Regions from separate parts of the Homo sapiens genome. Here region 2 is linked to region 1. A link is a contact called in ENCODE Hi-C or POLR2A ChIA-PET data. All regions are on one chromosome and are shown on one strand. Each heading gives the region's core, a stretch centred on a gene start or an enhancer-like site at or near the end of the contact. The rest is flanking DNA. Distances are from core to core; before and after follow the strand shown. Region 1 overlaps COMMD1 (copper metabolism domain containing 1). Region 2 has its middle 140 kb from the start of MIR5192.

What was found. A loop is a pair of places that touch in the nucleus more often than their neighbours do. ChIA-PET counts read pairs that join two places held with the same protein, here RNA polymerase II (POLR2A).
Region 2: a loop to region 1 is called in a map of cardiac septum, with 2.8 times the contacts of the local background. The contact joins two enhancer-like sites. A Hi-C loop is called at or near these places in 1 of 168 maps with a recorded cell type or tissue (cardiac septum). POLR2A ChIA-PET finds 5 or more read pairs at or near these places in 4 of 52 experiments (A549, BJ, GM10248 and 1 more).

Annotation. Positions count from the first base shown.
Region 1 is chr2:62,012,666-62,016,394 of GRCh38, forward strand. All of the region lies in intron 2 of COMMD1 (copper metabolism domain containing 1), which reads left to right. Among named protein-coding and RNA genes, the nearest start is that of COMMD1, 110 kb to the left of the region's middle. Within about 2 kb of position 1,611, at least 14 of the 41 ENCODE cell types and tissues checked have a DNase peak (open chromatin) inside an H3K27ac peak, as active enhancers do.
Region 2 is chr2:62,339,134-62,342,862 of GRCh38, forward strand. No RefSeq gene overlaps it. Among named protein-coding and RNA genes, the nearest start is that of MIR5192, 140 kb to the left of the region's middle. Within about 2 kb of position 1,963, at least 5 of the 41 ENCODE cell types and tissues checked have a DNase peak (open chromatin) inside an H3K27ac peak, as active enhancers do.

The DNA.
Region 1 (3,729 bases), core at 361-2,860:
TCACCACCTCCCACAATGTTGATTTTCCATTTTTTCAGCCCGCTGTCAGTAAGAAGTAGCAAGAAGTAAATTGGCAGAAAAGCTATTATAAGCAAAAGGAAGATTCACTTAGCTAGTGATTCAAAGCATCACTATATGTCAGACTCATCTGAGGAGCTTAAAAAGAAATTAAGATGCCCAGACCCCATCTCAAAGTAAGTGGCTTTACTTTAATTTGAGTGAAGGAAGATTTCTTCTCTGAGGTGAGCTGAGCTTTGAATGACAAGAAGGAGGCAGCCCCAGGAAGATCTGGGGGCACAAAATACAGGCAGAGGGAGCAACCAAGGCAAGAAATTAGCCTTGTTAAGAATTTTAAGTGTAATGGGAAGCCATTAGAGGGTTTTAAACAAGGAAAGATGTGATGTGACTTATATTCTAATAGGATTGCCTTGATTCACCTATGGAGAATGGATTTCTGGGATCTCAGTACTGGGATACTGAGATCCCAGGGGGAAAATATCACTAAGGTTGGAATTGCTTTTCTGCACATTAAAAGCAATTCTCTTTTTCCTTGAAACCTCCATGTGATGTTAATTAGGTAAATGGGATTTCAAGGAAAAAAAAAATACAAAACAACAAAAAGAAAAACTGTTATCCTTCATTCTCTTAATAAGATGAGGTATTCAGAAATGAATGGAGCCAATATTAATATTCCACTCCAAAAAATAGTAGAAATGAGTTTACATGGACTTCTCACAATCTCCATTCCACATTTCCATCTCTGTTTCTCATTTATGACAGGTCCCTTCCTTTAAAAACTTTTTTTATTATAATATGTTCCAAAACTTGTTTGTCAAACCTAGGGATAACTAATAAAAATCAGTATTGTAGGGGGAAAAAAGTGAAAGCAGGAGGCCACTTACTGGGCTCTCACAGTGGTCCAGGTGAGATAACGGCATGGAAATAGAGGTAATTTTAAGGAAGTGAAGTGAGCAGGTAGAGTGTAGGTTTTGAATATGGGTGAGTTGCTTTGAGTTGACTTGGAAGGGATGTAGAGAATGAGAGAAAGTGAGGAATTGGGGGTAACACCTTGTTTTTTCTTGTAAGACTATGTTAGCATAATTTGGTAATTCTAGTCATTGTTAAAACAGTCTTATTGCAGTGTTGACTGTCTAACATACAACTTGAGTTTTCTGGTAGCTATAATTACCCCTTCCACTTGGGGAAAAATATGAAAGAAATCATTTAACATTTGGCAGTTAAGAAGATGTTGTTTGTGCTGAAGTAATTTTATTTTTAAAACTCTCAACTTACAGAGAGATGCACTTGAGATTACTGAACATAAATTTTTTATAGACTTTAAAAGAAAATCATTGTTTCTTATGATGTGCCCTTTCTTATGTATACTATACCCAATAAAATGATTTAAAGAGGAGGAGAGAAAAAGATGAGTGTCTTTGCAGATTCATTGACCCTGTGAGAATAGGGCTTTGGCACTGCTGAAGTCCTCAGCCTCTGACTAGTAGCTTGCCAGCACGCAGCCCCTGGTGTTGGACTTCGTTCAGCTGTTCAGGCTGTCTGTTTCTATTCTTGCAGACAGATGGGGTGCTTGAGAGGAAGCCAGGAAGCCAAGCCTTAAGAGGACTTGGAAGCAATTTTTGGATATAAATCCCTTGTCCTAAACTCAGGGCAACAGTGTATCCTGCCCAGCAGTGTTGAACTGCCTGTGTTTGTCTAGTATGTGTGTACTGGCTGGTTGGCTCTGGGCTTCATTCCATGTATGCCACTGCTCTATTGCCAAGATAAATGTAGAAGGCCTCTGGCCCAAGCCCTTCTTTAGTACTTAAAAAAAAAAAATTGTGGTAAAATACACATAACAAAATTTTACCATTTTAACCTTTTTTTTTTTTTTTTTTTTTTTTTTTTTTTTTTTTTGAGACAGAGTCTTGCTCTGTCACCCAGGCTGGAATGCAGTGGTGCAATCTTGGCTCACTGCAACCTCTACCTCCTGGGTTCAGGCGATTCTTCTGTCTCAGCCTCCCGAGTAGCTGGGACTACAGGTGTGCACCACCACGCCAGGCTAATTTTTGTATTTTTAGTAGAGATGGGGTGTCACCATATTGGCTTGGCCAGTATGGTCTTGAACTCCTGACCTCATGATCCACCCCCCTCAGCCTCCCAAAGTGCTGGGATTACAGGTGTGAGCCACTGCGCCCGGCCATTTCAGCAGTTTTTAAGTGTACAGTCCAGTGGTATTAAGTACAGCCCAGTGGTATTAAGTACAGATGGTTTTCTTTTTTAAGAGATGGCAGTCTTGCCACCCAGGCTGGAGTACAGTGGCATGATCATAGCTTACTGTAGCCTCAAGTCCTGGGCTCAAGCAGTCCTCCTGCCTCCACCTCCCAAAGCACTCGGATTACAGATGAGCCACTGCATCCAACCCATTCATGATGTTGTATAACCATCACCACTATTTGCAGATCTTTCTTTTTTAAATCCCAAACAGAAATTCAGTACACATTAAACAATAATTCCCAATTTCCATCTCTTCAGCCCCTGGTAACCTCTTTTCTACTTTTTTCTCTGTGTATTTGCCTATTCTAGGTACCTCATATAAATAGAACCACACAATATTTGTCCTTTTGTGTCTGGTTTATTTTACACATAGTGTCTTCAACTTTTATCGTTGTTGTAGTACATATCAGGATTTCATTCCTTTTAAAGGCTGAATAATATTCCATTGTGTACATATACCACATTTTGTTTATCCATTTATCTGTTGATGGATATTTGAGTTGTTTCCACCTTTTGGCTCTTGTGACTAATCTGCTGTGAACATGGGTATACAAATATCTATTTTAGTCTCTGTTTTTAATTCTTTTGGGTATATACTAGGAGTGGACTTGTTGGATCATACGGTAATTCTATGTTTTAACTTTTTAAGGAACTGACAAACTATTTTCTACAGCAGTTGCTCAATTTTACGGTTTTTTGCAGTACATGAAGTTTCCAGTTTCTGTACATCCTCACTAACACTTGTTAGTTTCTGGGTTTTTTTTTTTTTTCTTTTTTTTTTTTGATAGTTGTCATCCGAATGTATATAAAGTGGTATCTCATTTAGTTTTGAGTTGAAGTCCTTAATGATTAGAGATGTTGAACATCTTTTTATGTGCTTATTGGGTTTGCCCTTTTTGTTTGTTTTTTTGAGACAAGAGTCTTGCTCCATCTCCCAGGCCGGAGTGCAGTGGTGCAATCTTGGCTCACTGAAACCTCCGCCTCCCAAGTTCAAGTCATTCTCTTGCTCAGCATCCTGAGTAGCTGGGATTACAGGCACACACCACCACACCTGGCTAATTTTTGTATTTTTAGTAGAGACAGGGTTTCACCACTTTTGGCCAGGCTGGTCTTGAACGCCTGACCTCAGGCAATCTACCTGCCTTGGCCTCCCAAAGTGCTGGGATTACATGCGTGAGCCACGATGCCCGGCCAGGTTTGCCCATTTTCAAAAATCTTTTTTATTTTTCTTTCTTTTCTTTTTGTCTCTCTTTTTTCTTTTCTTTTCTTTTTTTTTTTTTTTTTTTCGAGACAGGGTCTTGCTCTATCGCCCAAGCTGGAGTGCAGTGGCACAATCTCGGCTCACTGCAACCTCTGCCTCCCAAGCTCCAGTGTTCCTCCCACCTCAGCCACCTGAGTAGCTGGGACTACAGGTGCAAGCTACCATGCCTGGTTAATTTTTTATATTTTTTGTAG
Region 2 (3,729 bases), core at 713-3,212, 330 kb after region 1:
GGCACGATCTTGGCTCACTGCAACAACCTCTGCTTCCCTGGTTCAAGTGATTCTCCTGCCTCAGCCTCCCGAGTAGCTAGAACTACAGGTACGCACCACCACACCCAGCTAATTTTTGTATTTTTAGTACAGATGGGGTTTCACCATGTTGGCCAGGATGGTCTCAATCTCTTGACCTCATGATCTACCAGCCTTGGCCTCCCAAAGTTTTGGGATTACAGGCGTGAGCCACTGTGCCTGGCTGAAGTTTTATTTTTATAATAATATTGAATAAGATTTAATTATCAAGTATAAAAAAATTTAGCCTTACTTAAATAACTTTATTTTTTAAATTTACTAAATTTTTGTATTTTGCTTTGTAATATTAATAATTTGGACAGGCGTGGTGGCTCATGCCTGTAATCCCAGCACCTTGGGAGGCTAAGGTGAGAGGATCACTTGAGCCCAGGAGTTTGAGACCAGCCTGGGCAACATAGTGAGACCCCTGGTGGAGCTGGGGAAAGAGCCACAGAGAGAGCTCAAAAAATTAGCTGGGCATGGTAGTGAGCACCTGTAGTCCCAGCTACTTGGAAGGCTTAGGTGGGAAGATTGCTTAAGTTTGGGAGGTCGAGGCTACTGTTGCCCAGGATGGAGTGCAGTGAACTGTGATCATACCACTGCACTCCAGCCTGGGCAACAGAGCAAGACACTGTCTCAAAAAAAAAAAAAAAAGTTGAATGTTTTAGAAGAAAAACAACTTTATTTTGTAAACTCTTAGATCACTAGGAATGAATACAAGTTGAGTTGGGATCAATTTAGAAAATATGACAGTGGAGCTCAAAAAAAAAAAAAAGCCAAAAAAGGAAAAGTATTCAGAAGCGCATCAGCTTAAATTTTTTAAAACTGGCAACACTGAAAATGAACAGTTTTCTGTTGAGGTCTCTCATAAAATTTGTAAGCAAGAGAACTTCACAAACTCTTTTTCTTTTCCCTTCCCTCCTTCCCTCCCTCCCTCCCTCCCTGCCTCCCTCCCTCCCTTCCTTCCTTCCATTTTTGAGCCAGGGTCTTGCTCTATTGCCCAGGCTAGAGTACCGTGGCATTATCATAGCTCACTGCAGCCTGGAACTCCTGGGCTCAAGCATATCTCCTGCCTCAGCCTCCCAAGCTAAGACTACAAATGCATACACCTCACATGGCTAATTTTTTATCTTTTGTAGAGATGAGGTCCAGCTATGTTGCCCAGTCTGGTCTTCAGCTCCTGGCCTCAAGTGATTCTGCTGCTGCCCAGGCTGGAGTGCAGTGAGCTGTCATCACAGCCTCCTAAAGTGTTGGGATTACAGGTGCGAGTCACAATGCCCAGCCACAGATTCTTTTTTAATGAGATTTTAATGCTGATGAAACTGTAAAAATAAGCAAGAAAATTATTCTCATTAAATTCATAACTTGAAGAGGTTGAATGCAATTCCTGCAACTTCTTTTTTTTTTTTTTTTTGAGACAGAGTCTCGCTGGAGTGCAGTGGTGCGATCTCGGCTCACTGCAACCTCCCCTCCTGGGTTCAAGCAATTCTCCTGCCTCAGCCTCCCAAGTAGCTGGGATTACAGGCGCCCGCCACCATGCCACCTAATTTTTGTATTTTTAGTAGAGACGAGGGTTTCTCCATGTTGGTCAGGCTGGTCTCGAACTCCTGACCTCAGGTGATCCACCCACCTCAGCCTCCAAAAGTGTTAGGCCTGGCCGCAACTTCATATTTTTTTTTTTACCAAATGAGGATCTGATTACAGATCCAAAGAATAAGAAGGTATGTGGCCTCTGTTTGCACTTGCAAGTGTTGGGGGCAATGAAACTGTGTCAATCAGCTTCCTTCTCCCCAGAGTCTGTTTTCAGGTTAGGCAGGAGAACAGGGCAGAGTCATTCCCAGAAGCCTGGGCCTTGTCAGATTCTTCAGAAGAGACGGCCTCCTGGGACACTCTGGATCCCTGGCAGAGAGCTCAACCCTGACAGCCTCCCTGAGTCATACCAGAGCAGTCACTGGGTCCTGATGTCCCTGTTTCAGATGCTCTGCTCCCTGCCCCCGCATCTCTGGAGTCATCGGGCTGCTGCATGCCCATCAACCTGAGTAGTTGCAGGCTATTGGTGTCATTTCTGGAAAAGAAGGCAGCTGCTTCTCTGTTTGTTTTTCTCTTCCAACACAGTGCCGTATTTACCTACAGAACCACCACAAAGTGACAGCCCTGGCAGATCTGCTACCATTCAGCAGCTGCCTCAAGTCACCCAACATAGTGTTTGAGTCTCCAGTGAGAGGGAGGGAGACAAAGGCTGCATTCCACAGACCTGGTGATGGAGGCCCAGAGGAGAGAAGTGATTTCCTCAAGGTCACCCTGCTTCTCGGTAGCAGACCCAGGATTCTCAATCTTTAGTTCAGATGTTTCCCATTGTATGAATTAGGAATACTGAACTGTCTTCACTTTTTGTTTGTTTGTTTGTCTTTGAGACAGGGTCTCACTCCCCTTGCCCAGGCTAGATTGCAGTGGTGCAATCACAGCTCACTGCAGCCTCAACTTTCTGGGCTTAGGTGATTTTCCCTTCTCAGCCTCCTGGGTATCTGGGACTACAGGTGTGTGCCACCATGCCTGGCTCATTTTTTGTATTTTAGTAGAGATGGGGTTTCGCTATGTTGCTCAGGCTGGTCTTGAACTCCTGGGCTCAAGTGATCCACCTGCCTTGGTCTCCCAAAGTGCTGGGATTACAGGCGTGAGCCACATCTTGGTTAGAAGTTTGTTCTTTTGTTTTTTTGCCCTCCTTTGTAAGACAGCCCTATCCTGATAAATTATCAGGATACAGGCTTAGGGATTGGGTGAGTTTACCAATGAGATTGCAAGAATGCTAATTAAATTATCCCTTTCCCAGGAGCCTCTGCTTCCTGAGGCTGCCCCACTCCCAGCCAGCAAATGCAAATGGACTTAACTGCAGTAAACTTTTGTTTACTTGGGGATGTTGGTTACATTTTCAACTGCAAAGATTTATAACCAAAGTTAAGGGGTTATAAAAAGACCTCAGTGTCCTATTTATTATAACGTGAAAAGTAAATATCCAGACTACTTTATTTGCAATAGCAAAAGTTTGGAAATAACTAACTTGCCCATTAAAATAGGATTGATGAAATGACTTCTAGTACATCCACAGGACAGCATACTATGGAGATATGAAAAAGGAATGATACAGAAGCTTTCCTTTTTACTTTTAAGTTATATTTTTTGCATAATAATCTACAAATAGAATACTGTATAATGAAAAGCCTCCCTTCTATTCTGTCTCCCAGCCACCAAGTTCACCTTCTGACAGGCAACCAGCATGACCTATTTCTTCTGTAACCTTTTAAAGACATTTCATTCACATAGAAGCATTTATAAGGATAGTCAGCCCAGTATTTTGAGGCTGGGCTCAAATGCCTCTGGCTTTTTTCATTTACTGTTTTCATTTGTTCAGGAAACACTTACCGAGCACCTACTATGTGTCAAGCACTCTTTTAGGCATTTGGAATTTGGTAGTGAACAAAACAAATACATTTCTTGCCCTCCTGGAGCTTACATTTAAAAAAATTTTTTTTTTTTCCAAGACAAGGTCTTGCTCTGTCACCCAGGCTGGAGTGCAGTGATGTGAACACTGCTTGCTTCAGCCTCGGCCTCCTGGGCTCAAGTGATCCTTCTGCCTCAGCCTTCCAAGTAGGTGGGACTACAGGCACCCACCAC